2 separate regions of the Homo sapiens genome follow, and region 1 is linked to region 2. Evidence: chromatin loops called from intact Hi-C (ENCODE). Cell type or tissue: Calu3. All regions are shown on one strand. Each heading gives the region's core, and the rest is flanking DNA. Links, peaks and the distances in the headings are about the cores only. Region 1 overlaps SGCD (sarcoglycan delta). Region 2 has its middle 51 kb from the start of PPP1R2B.

The links. Hi-C counts contacts between places; a loop is a spot of excess contacts. Peaks named below come from ENCODE experiments on the same cell type or tissue, not always from the same donor. Only the 100,000 strongest peaks of a DNase experiment are listed, where the experiment ranks them.
Region 1: a loop joins it to region 2, with 1.8 times the contacts of the local background. A loop is called at or near these places in 1 of 110 quality-filtered maps.

The regions. Positions count from the first base shown.
Region 1 is chr5:156,690,832-156,694,831 of GRCh38, forward strand. All of the region lies in intron 7 of SGCD (sarcoglycan delta), which reads left to right. Among named protein-coding and RNA genes, the nearest start is that of PPP1R2B, 160 kb to the right of the region's middle. In Calu3, for the core only: no CTCF peak of the experiment used is centred there; no DNase peak of the experiment used is centred there.
Region 2 is chr5:156,795,338-156,804,030 of GRCh38, forward strand. No RefSeq gene overlaps it. Among named protein-coding and RNA genes, the nearest start is that of PPP1R2B, 51 kb to the right of the region's middle. RefSeq lists enhancers at 2,828-3,329, 6,728-7,619. In Calu3, for the core only: no CTCF peak of the experiment used is centred there; a DNase peak (open chromatin) is centred at 4,004.

The DNA of each region.
Region 1 (4,000 bases), core at 1-4,000, 110 kb before region 2:
GTTGTATGGGAAAAAATAGGATGACTGTTAAAGTCAGATGGTTAAGGAGATGGCAAGGATACTGTAGTCTTTGAAAGTCAAAATGAGATCCAGAGCCGGGTGCAATGGCTTACTCCTGTAATCCCAGCACTATGGGAGTCCAAGGTGGGTGGATTGCTTGAGGTCAGGAGTTCAAGACCAACCTGGCCAACATGGTGAAACCCTGTCTCTACTAAAAATACAAAAATTAGCCAAGAGTGGTGGTGGGTGCCTGTAATTCCAGCTACTTGGGAGGCTGGGGCAGGACAATCGCTTGAACCTAGGAAGTGGAGGTTGCAGTGAGCCGAGATTGTGCCACTGCACTCCAGTCTGGGCAACAGAGCGAGACTCTGTCTCAAAAAAAAAAAAAAAAAAAAGAGAGAGACCCAAACTTCCATTATAGACAAACTAGAACTGCATTGTCTACTAGGTACATGTGGCTATTTAAATTAATTACAATTAATAAAAATTCAGTTCCTCAGGCATGCTGGCCATAGTGCGAGACTCAATAGCTATGTGGCTGCTATACTGGACCACACAAATGTAGAGCACTTGCATTGCAAAAAGCTCCCTTGTGCAGAGGTGAACTAAAATAAGGGTCAATAAATTTTTTCTGTAATAGTAATATTTTAGGTTCAGTGGACCATACAGTTTGTGACATAATTACTCAACCCTGCCATTGTAGTTCAAAAGCAGCCACAGAAAATACCTAAAAAAGTGGATGTGGCTGTGTTCCAATAAAACTGTATTTATGGACAGTGATAATCAGAATTTCAAAATTTTCATGTCATGAAGTATTCTTTTAATTTTAACCATTAAAAAATGTAAAGCCCATGCTTAGTTTGCATGCCATGCAAAAACAGATGACAGATCAGATTTGGCCGATGGGCCATAGTTTACCAACCCCTAGATTGGAATATTATGGACCCCAGCAACCGAATTAGCATGTGCTGAATATCTGCATATGCTAGATTTGCTGAACATGAATAAAAGTATAAAATGTATGTATATTAGCACCAAGTTTCATCTGTTCTTCATTATCCAAATCAATAATGCAAATCAGAGAAAAATACACATCAAAATTATATGAACTGTTAGAATGTAAAAGGAGAAGCTCTTAATATATCATGATGAAAAGGAAATTTTGATGTGTGGAACTGATATTAATATGCTAGACTTTCAACTTGTGACTAGGTAACTTTCATTTTCACATAAAAATCAAATTAGAAGTTCACAGTAAAAAACAAATTCCCACATAAATCCCAATTTCCTGAAATAACAGTATTTACAATCCTAAGCATTAATCATCTCAAGACTCTACAAAGTACTTAAAGAAAATGCAGTTAAGTACAATAATGACCTTCCTCATTTATAAGACAATGAGAATGAAGAGTTTTCTTCTCATCTAACAATTCCTATCAATTGACAGTAGTTGCCTGAAGTCCTGAGATGAGGAGTATCGTGATTGACTATTAATGTCTGCCATGGGTGACAGCGTGGGGAGATATGGCACAAGTGCTAGATATCTGCCATTCCTGCATCAGCAGCATGATGGAGTGGGGAGAAACAAATTAGATTTTGCGCCAGCTGAAGATCTAACTCTGCTATACATGAGGCTGTTTATTTTTAACCTTTTATTATAGAAAATTTTAAACATATACAAAAGAGACAATGGTATAATGAACCTCTATGTACCTATCACCCAGCTTCAACAATTATCAACTCACAGCCAATTGTTATTTCATTTTTCCATCTCTATATTGTTTAGAAGCAAATCACAGACATCATAGCATTCACAAACTGTTTTTCTGACCAGTGGCTAACTGCCTAACGTGCCTTGGTTGTTATAAAATAAATGCTTTTAAATTGCTAAGTGTTTTTTAGTGTGTAATATTAAGAGGAAATCAGACTGAGATAGGTTATATTTTAGAAAGGGTCTAAAAATTAATGATTTGTTTTAGAAATCAACTGCATTGTAACCTAATTAGCCTGCAATTTGTATGTACAAGTTTGTAGACAAAATTTAGTGTATGTACTTGGAAGTATGCAAAATCCTCAGGCTCAGCTTGCAATTATTATGCACTAACCGTGTGCCAGACACTATACACAGCACAGTCACCTCCTTTTATCCTCCTCAGAGCCCTGTAAGACACTGCTATCACAAGACAAACTGAGGCACATGTACTAAGCAGTGAATCTGAGGTCACTCAGCCCGAAAGAGGAAAAATCACAGAATAATGTACTGTTTTAATAAAACATGGCTTCCAATACACCTAAACTTCCTTAGCCATATTCAACCAGAACTTATAACTTTCTGATGTTCCATTTGGTAGATTTTACTTTTTCTACTCAAGCTGTGTTTGAAACTAGAGTCCAATAGCTACACAAAGTTCAGATATGTCTGACAAAAACCTTGAAGAGAGACATGGAGGGAAACAAGTAAGTTTAGAGCTAATATTTGTTTTTCATTAATCATTTGCTTTTCTCACTGACCCTGTCAGAGAGATAGGGCACATGCTCTGACTGCCTATAGAGAAGGAGACCAGTGCCTCCTTCATCCCCAGACTTCAGAAAAGAACTACATGAACTGACCTCTATACCTTCTTTATGCTCTTTCACAATCGTTTAATTTTTATCTTGAGAAATAGTTGAGAAGGTGAAAATGAATATGAGAAAATACTCTTTAGGAATATTAGGGTGCAGATACCCATTTTATGTTAAATATTTAAAATGTTGGGGACATCAATACATCTGTTCAACATAGTGTAGTGATGAAAAGGAAATTGTTTAGAGGCAGAAGGAACTGACCTCTAATTGTCTGGTTGCTCCTGAGCTAGTCACTTTTCTATGGTCTTGTTTTCTCAGTAAAATCAGAAGGGTAGATTGTATCACAAATTGCAGTTGACAGTCTGTAGGTGTTTAACATATGGATTGTAGTTTGGTTTTGGTTTTCTAATTGGAATTAGCTGCCAATACTTAGAAATTGAAGGATTTTCTATCTTTCCTGGACCCTCCTTTTACATGGTAAGAATCGGGGATCTTCTAATAGAGCTTCTACCCTCAGAGAGGATGGGTAGCCTATTATTCTCCCCATTCTTCATTACTTCTTATTGTTTCCCTGACACAGGCTGACAGTCAGGTGCCCTTTATCATTGTACTTGCAATGACTTGTGATGTATTTCACTCTTACATTCCCTGCCTGGGCCCTGGAGACATCTGCAATTGCAACCTGGATTTTTTGAACTCTAAGAGGTTCTATGGTTGTCTGGTAAAATATAACATCTCCAGTAGCTAAGGCTGCAATACATTGTCTAATTAAAGTTTTCCAGCAGTGGGAGCTTTGGCGTCTAAACTGCAGAACTCACCTTCTCACCCAGGTCACTGTAATTTCCAGAGGAAGTGCTGACTCCTGGATCTGGGAGTTGAGGTGAGCTTGTTGGATTCTGTTTAAGTACATCTCCTCTGCCTTCTCTTTGCCTTGGTATTCAGCATTCACTGACAGTTCCTTTAAACTTCTTGGGCATTGACATTCAAATCTGAACAATAGCCAACTCGATTATTCTGGCCACTTGCTTTATCATTGTCTGTCTGTATAGTGCTTTACAATTTTTAATTTTTTTTTCTAAATATTGTTTGCTTTTCACACTAACCCTGTCAGAGAAATAGAGCAGAAATTGCACCCACTGTATACAAGTAAGGGGAAACAAGATATTATTAACAGAAGTTTTTATTCTTCAGCCTTTCCTCTTAAAACCAGACCCTGGTACTTTGTTTTTAAAGCTATTTCCTAAATACAAAAATAAAAATGTGTTTATTTAATTAAAACATCATTCTCCAAGACCTAAAGACTTTTAGACTACATTATTCTCCTCCCCACTGCGACATAATTGAAGATTGATATGATACATTTTTTTAATTAGGCCCGTCTGGTTTTCCCACTGAGAAAAAAGGAATGTGTCATCTTTATGCCAGCTGACTTAAA
Region 2 (8,693 bases), core at 2,012-6,011:
TGTCAATGGGGGTGGAAAGGCAAGAAACATCTCTCACTCAGCGTTTTTCTCTCCTTTTTCTCTGTACCGTTACATACTTTCCCAAACTTTCAAAGTGTGCACATATATTCCTATTCAATTTAGAAATAAATCTATTAAAGACACATTAAAATGGAAAAGAGCAATGCACCTCTTCTCTAACGTAAAAACAAATTGTAGTTTACCAAAGGCACTTTTCTCTGTCTTAGAACTTAACTAATGCTTTCCATTCTGTTTTGACACACGCTGAGTCTGCTTAAAGTTTTAATCTTGATAAAAAATAAGATATTCTGCTTATTTAGACATTAGAATGCACAGCCTGTGGCATCACTCCCTGTTCTGTTGAAGAGAATCATGCTCTGGTCTGATCATTATAAAGTCTCTCACCAGGCTACCCAGCTGGACTCTGGCAGCCTGGCAAGCAGGTACTTCAGTATTAAGAAATCAGCACTTGGAAATGTTAGGATGTTATATTTGTAAAGAAGAAGAAAATGCATACTAAAGAATCAAATGAAGAATGGGTTGTGGACGAGCACGGTGGCTCACACCTGTAATCTCAGCATTTTGGGGGCCAAGATGGGCAGATCACCTGAGGTCAGCAGTTCAAGACTGGCCTGGCCAACATGGCAAAATCCCAACTCTACCAAAAATACAAAAATTAGCTGAGCGTGGTGGCACACACCTGTAATCCTAGGTACTCGGGGCTGAGGCAGGAGAATCACTCGAACCCGGGAGGCAGAGGTTGCATAGTGAGCCGAGTTCCATACCACTGCACTCCAGCCTAGCCGATAGAGTAAGACTCTACCTCAAAAAAAAAATAAAAAAAGAATTAGTTGTGTTTCTTCCCCTCAGCTATCCTCTTAGGAGGAAAGAGGAAGAAAGAAAAGAAAAATAGAGGAAGAGACAAGGAGAATGAGAGAGAGAGAGAGAGAGAGAGAGAGAGAGAGAAAATGGAAAGAGCAGACCAGATCAGCTACCATAATTCAAATGCTCCCCCAAAATCATTTGCTACATTTGTAATACAGAAGCAGCAGCACACTTCAGTGCAAAGACACTTCATTTAAAATTAATAAGAGAATGAAGACATCATATGGAAGTTAAGAAATGAATTTTAAGTCAGTTTCAATCAGGGTGTTTGTGATAGGGAGGGTCAATATCTTGAGTCTGTTTCCTCATGTGCAAAATGAAACTATAATAATCACAAAGTGAACATCAACTGTTCCTGGTCTATCCAGCATTACTGACTTGGGAATCATCTCTTCCCTAGTCTCTGTGGCTCTGGAAAAGCTGCCAGCCATAGACTTGTGCATGGGTACAAAGCCTTGCTACTGTCAGTACCCATTCTCCTGGCCACCATGATTAATACAGGGGCAGACAGTTATGCCAAGGCTGGCTAACTAGAGTCTTTCCATGGGATTTTTCAGCTTGGAGCTGCAGGAAAAGGGCCTTTGCCTTTGGGTCATATGGCTGAAAATAAGGTGCCATCATCCTAGTCACAAAGAGAAAGACTTGCTGCAGTAGAAAAAAATAAGGATTGTCAAGTAACTCTTTGAAAAAAAAAAAAAAAAAAAACAATAATGAAGACAAAGCACATATAGAAGTATAGAAGGGGAGTGTTTGAGAAAGACTGAGTGAAGAGAGAAAGGAGGCCCTGGGCAGGGCCAGGAGCCTCAGGCAACAAGCAAGCGAACAGGGGACAATAGGAGCAAGACTTCTAATAGTAGGGGGATAACTAGCAAGTAGGATGAAGTGCAAGAGCTGGAGCAAGCGCAAACTGTGGAGAGAAGATGAAAGAGGGAAGGAAAGTACAAAAGGGAATAAAAGGTTGCAAGCCAAAGAGATGGGAAAGATAATCAGGAAGATATTCGATTAAGGGAAAAGGAGTGGGTGAGGGAGAAAGGAAAGAGGGATTGAGGGATTGCAGGTTGTGGAAAACGGGAAGAAAAGAGAGACAGCAAGGAACAGAAGCAGACAGCCTGAGAGATAGAAAAGAAGGAAAGAAAAGAACAGGGAGACTGAGGAAGTAGAGAATGAGCTCAAAAATCTTCCATACATTCTCATTGCATAAAATGACTTGGAACTCTTTTCTGGCATTCCAAGTATGTAAAACTTTGATCTATATCTAACTTTTCAGCCTCATTTGTCACTATTCATACTAGCACATGCCTACTTGAGTTTTCGAGATGCATTCCTGCTTTTTCTACTTCATTGCCCCGACTCATGCTATTGTATCCTCAGTCTAGATTGTTCTCCCTGACTTCATTCCCCTTTGGACATATTGGCCAAACTTCAGTGCAAAGTTTAAACATACCACCTCCAAGAAGGCTTCTGAAATGTCCTGGTTGGAATTAATTTCTTCTCTCAAACTACCTGTTAATATTACTTTATTATGGCACTTATTTGCCTCATACATCTCTCTTAGTTTGTGAGGATTTGGAGAACAAGAGCTGTGCCTTTTTTTTTTTTTTTTTTTTTTTCTTGAGCTCCTTTGACTGAAGTTCTAAGTTCTTTACAATAGAAGTCACCTAATACATGCTGGACTTAAATACTAGCCAAGTAGCTATTGACATTGTCAAATACTGACTATTCTAATATATCATCCAAACAACTTATAGGACAAAGCTGAGTTTCTTCTTACTAGGGAAGGAAGAACACCACCTTAACAGAGTGGTGTTATATTATTAATAATACAATATTATTTATAATATTTATTTTCTTGGGCAAGCATTTCCTGTGTGGGGGTCATTGGGTCTTGGCCCCCTAAAGGTTCACTGAAAATTCACTGGCATGAGGTTGATTAATAGGAGAAAAGACATAACATGTTTATTTAATATATATACATGGTGGCCTTCAGAATGAAGACCCAATTTTCCAATGAGTTACAGAAACTTATATACCACCCTGAGACCACAGTAAAGAGTTTACACTCAGAGCAAGGCCTGAAACACGTTTAGTGGCAAGACAGGTTAGGACACAGACAAAGGGAAAGGCTTGGCTAGCAAAGGTGGCCTTGTTATGTAGATAAAGCCTCCCCTGGAAAGGGGAGGGGGCACAGAGATTCTCTACAGATACACATTTTCCCCAGTTTCAACAGCTTGGGTGTGGCTGGGGGCAGTAGGGGGGTGGTGGCAGCAGGGGCAGGAAGAGCATCAGGATAAATAGCTAGTACATGTGGGACTTAATACCTAGGTGATGGGTTGATGGGTGCAGCAAACCACCATGGCACATGTTTACCTATGGAACAAACTTGCATGTCCTGCACATGTATCCCAGAACTTAAAATACAATTAAAAAAAAAAAAAAAAAAAAAAGACAACTTTGCAAGGCCACTTCTGTTTGCTGGCCAAGTGGCAGCCATGTCAAAATATGTCAAAGAAATACATTTGTGGGCTAAAATATTTTAATTGCCTTCACTTGGAAGAGTAAATTCATAATGATGAAGACGGTAGAATAATAAAGTTACAATAATGTGAAGAGTAGTAATCTGTGTGTGGCGTGGGGGGATGGCTTATTTCTTGACATCAATAAAAATGTGCCAGCCATCAAGTTAAGAGCATTATAAAAGTGGATTTTAGAAGAAAATGAGAGGTAAAACACTCCAAAACTTCTTTTTTGCTTCATCATCCTGTGTTTTGCATTAGTCAATTGCCTTATTCTTTTAAATGGAACAAAAACAAGTAGAGCAGCATCCTGTGATTTAAACATACCCATATAGACCCTACTAGGCAATTTAAATCCACCGGTCTTTAGAATGTCAAAGATGTCCCCAAGGTTCTGGAATGTTGGAGAGGAACAAGAGAAAAGGATGAAGTATGGGGACTCCTGAGTATGCCAGGGATGCTAAATAAGCTTATTTTGCCTACCAATATTGAGTTCCTAGAGGGCTATTTTGAAAGGATTCTGAGGCCATGTCTGGACTTTGCAGAAAAGAGCAGTATGATGTCTGAAGTCTGCAAACTGCATGGGAAGGGTGGAATTTGCCCTTTCTGAGTTATTGAGTTGTGGAAAGACTATACTCATTGTTTAATTCCATTCAGACACCTTGTTTGCTTTCGTTTTCTCATTCTTCCTGGTAGAGCCACATCAATCCCAAGTAGCTACTGTGTCTTTATTGCCAAAACCTCTGAGTGGAGCCTCTGGAGGGTTCCATGAAAATACTGGTATTCTTTCAGAGATTCTTACAGTCATGTAGCATTCTTTTCTGTTTTTTTTGTTTGTTTGTTTTGTTTTGTTTTTTTAATAAAGACAGCATCTCACTTTTGTTTGTATGTTTTATAGAGACAGGGTCTCATCATGTTGCCTAGGCTGGTCTCAAACTCCTGGGCTCAAATGATCCTCCTGCCTCAGCCTCCCAAAGTACTGGGATTACAGGCATGAGCTATAGTGCCCAGGCTCACGTAGCATTCTTAAATGACAGCTAGAATAGACTCGGCTGAGGGAACTGAGGTAAATATTAGGAATATTGATTGAGATACAGAAGTAAATATAGTATCTCCATGCCCCTTGACCACTGATTGACCTTACATTTGGGATGTGACCCAAACTAGTCAAGAGAATCCTTCTTTAGGATTTTGTAATTTGAAGCTAGAGAAAGAAACTGTCTCTTTTGGGATAGCATTAGGAGACATACCTAATGTTAAATGATGAGTTAATGGGTGCAGCACACCAACATGGCACATGTATCCATACGTAACTAACCTGCACATTGTGCACATGTACCCTCAAACTTAAAGTATAATAAAAATAAAAATAAATAAATAAATAAAAATAAATAAAACAGTGTTCTGGGCCATATGAATAAAAAAAAAAAAAGAAAGAAACTGTCTCTTTTGTTTCTTGGGTTCCTAAATCGGCTTGGGTAAAGCCTAAAACTGTTGCAGCAGTGCCACTGTCCATACCTTTCCCTGTACCTGATGCAAGAATGAATCTAATCTGAAGAAGCAAAAACCGGGGCTAGCCCATATAGAGAAACATTGCACAGAAAGCAAGAGTAAGAGGGCAGGTGACTTTATGAATTTTGAGGATTGCCCTACTCACAGACTTTTCAGTTATGTGAACCAATAAATTCCTTTCGCTGAAGCCAGTGTCTGTCATTTCAAATTCAAAAAAAATCTAATTTCCTTAGGACAATACCTAATGATCAGTCTCAAATTCTAGAGACAGGCCTAACTTTGATGTTCTTCAGGAATCCTCATCTCTTCGGCAGCCTCCCACCCACTGCCATAGATTTCATAAGCTAGAAACAAAGTTTTCCATTTTACATTAGAAATGGATTTCATACCAGTCATCTGTATCTTTTGTACTGCATGGAGCCCAGATTAAAACTCACATAAATTCACAGGAGACCAAATATACCTGTTAGTGATGACTGCTGTACATCAAAGAAAATGACTGAGGCAAATCTCCATCATTGTGGAGGTTTATTTTGCCAAGGTTGAGGATGTGCCTGGGAAAAAGACACAAGCCACAGTAGAATCTGTAGCCTGTTCTTTTTCCAGAGAGGATTTTGAAGACTTCAATATTTAAAGGGGAAAAGCAAGCAGGAGGGGAAAGCGGAAAGAAAAAAAGGGGGAAGGCTATAGTCACATTCTTGTGAGGCTTTGATTTGGCTTACTTAGCCCATATGTTGCACATGAAAAGGAGGGGGTAGAAGAAACAATTATGTATTCATCTCATACTCAGTAAGTCTGAATTTTTACATAAGATAAACAGTAGAGGATGCAGTCAAATACGTATTCATCTTGGGACGGGAGGGACAATTTCTAGTCTCCCCTTGTTCCATATTTGTGAAGACAAGCTGTTCATTTACATTGTCAGTGTGAGGGGGGCCCCCTGTGGAGACACGTGGCCTTCTATCTGTAGCTATCAGTTTAGGAACAAAAGGAATGGCAGGTTTTTGGGTATTTTTGTGACTCAGCTTCCAAGCTTAACTTTTCCCTTTGGCATAGTGAATTTAGGGTCCTGATATTTTATTTTCCTTTCACACTGTATATAGATGGCTAAAATGGGAGAGAAATTACATGAAGCCATTTTGAAAGAAAAGAAAACAGAAAAATATTCATATGATTCCTAGCCACCTCTTTCAGTCTCTAGAAACATCCTAGGGAAATGACAAAATTCCAAAACAATCCTATTTTTTTGAAAAACGATTTTGGAAAAGAACAGGAAAGCCTGCTCCTCCCAGTGATGGCACTGCTTTAATTAGCCTGTAAGGGTCCTGTCTGGTCACTGCAACCCTTTTCTAATAATGCACATGTCTCATTGGCTTCCTTAGGCTAGTGTTTTGTCAGCTCTGTTTCCTGTATCCCATGAATTGTGTTGAGATGCAGCAGAGAGACTTTGTCAGGAAAAAAGGGGAATGCAATAGGACCTCTGTCCTCTTGCTGCCTTGCATCAACCAGAATCTCTCTTTTAAAAAATTATCTTTTATGTAGTGGGCTCCCAAAGAAAACTGAGGGGAAAAAGGATTGGGACTGTCTAAAAAATTTAGAAACTAGCTGCTTTAACTATATAAATAGCATAAATCCAGGTAATGCATTTTTAACCCAGATGTTGAAGGTCTTAGATAATGGAAGAAGGTACCACTGCTTTTACGTAGATGAAAGTACCTCTGGCACCATAAATTGCGTTCAGTGTATTAATCTAAAAGCATCACCCCATGTCTGCCAACCCTTTATTAGAAAATAAGATTCTGTTAATCTTGCTTTCCAGAGTATGTACCAACCGATGAGTTCTGCATTTATTAAGAAGTAAAATAAAGATTGAGACAGGGCACTAGTGATGCCTCTGGGGTTTAATCACTTGGGCTTATCATCAGTCTTATGTGAAATTCCACCTTTGAGATCAGAAGTTCAGCATGCAAATAAACCTCTATTGTTCCAACACAGAGACCTCCATACATAAGTAACATTTCAAGGCATTCTCTTTACATGTAATCGATAATACAAAAAACACCTGGGCTCGCACTCTTTGATACAAAGGAGAGGTAGAAAGAGGCTACTAGGAAACATTGGTATGACAAGCCTTTAAATACATTATGCTTTTAATAGAACTATTCCCCAATACATCAGGAACTAAAGTTATTGTGATCTTGTTAATTTTACAATTCTGTCCTTTTCCATAACCAAAAAAGGCCTTAAAAGAAAAAGACGAACCTCTAATTCGTCATCTTACTCCCCATCTTCAAAGCAGACTTTCTTTTCTCCCTTGCATTTAGATTCTATTCTTCTGCTTGAGTAGTAAGTTCAGGGAATTTTCAAAGAGACAAAAGCTACTCAAAAGAATATAAATGTCAAACACATGTAAATTTCTCCTGCTCCATTTTTCCCCAAGTCAGGAATGTCCTTTGTTGTCTCCTGGTATGTTTCAGCTGGCTGACATCTCTGGTTGAGGAGCAATCATCCGGGCAGCATCCTTACAATGTAATGACAATCAGTTACCAAAAATGTGCAGGCACTGATAACAGGATTCAGAAGGGTCAGAAACGAGTGTAAGAAAATAGATATTTTAAACAAGTGCACAGCAGCTGCTGCCGACCTTAGCTTAAGATTGCATCCAAAACGTTTATTAATTTTCTTCTCTAAAACAAAGGGAAGCCAAATGAAATCCTGATAAAGGGTCATTGTGAAGAGGGGGAGAACACTTTCCCGTTTAAATGGTATTCCTGTAGTTAAATTAAATTCTTCCAAAAACATCTTTTCTCCCACTTGTTCAGCCAAGAAGAGGGAGGTGTTAAGGAGGAGGAAAGACATATCTTCAAATTTATACCTTCTTTGAGGACGATTCTACAGTTTTTACACAGTAAAAACTAAACCAGGTACATGTAAAAAACAGATACACAAAAATATTCAAGAAACCCATTAAGAACAATACCAAGAATTTATCCCAATTGGATATCCTGTCAAAGCGATAACAAGTATGCGAACATGAAAGCAGCTGCAGCAGCTAAATTTACTGAGTGCCTACTATACTGAGGCACCCTTTTAATTCAAAATGATTCTGCAAGCTAGGTAATACCCTTCATCTTGCAGGTGAAAAATCAAAGGCTTAAATAAGTTAACTTGTTCATGGTCAAGCATTTAATATGAGGGGTCCAGGATTTAAAAGTAACTTGACTCTATAACCAGGAATAATCTTTGCGCTGTCTACTTAAAAACAAAGAGAAAAGATAAGTTGGGAAACCAGAATGGGGAGGGCTCTAGAGATCTCGTCACATGAAAGAACTTTAGCCATGTAATCTAGAGAAGAAGCTTGGCAGGCTTTATAGAAGCTGTGGGAAAATATCTGAAAGGCCACCATATGGGTGAGGAGAGACTTCCTTTTAATACATGTTTCATTAAAAACAAACAATAATTTGTAGATTGTACTTCTAGCTGTCACAGAGAAGTTTCATTCACAGTAAACTCCCCACTGAAAACAACTATAAAATCTAGGAAAAATTAACATTATAAAAAAAAACTGTTTACATTAATCAGAGAATAACTAAAGCAGCCGGGATTCAATAGATCAAGATCCTGGAGAGAAGGAAAATGTATTGAGAAAATCTCTATATTCATTATTTTTTTCCCTCCATAATGCTCTTGCCAATTTTTAGGGAAAAGCATAGAGGCCGATCAGAAATTAGCAATCAAGAGATTCTGGCAACCTCACTGAATTGGAAAAATCAAAATAAATGA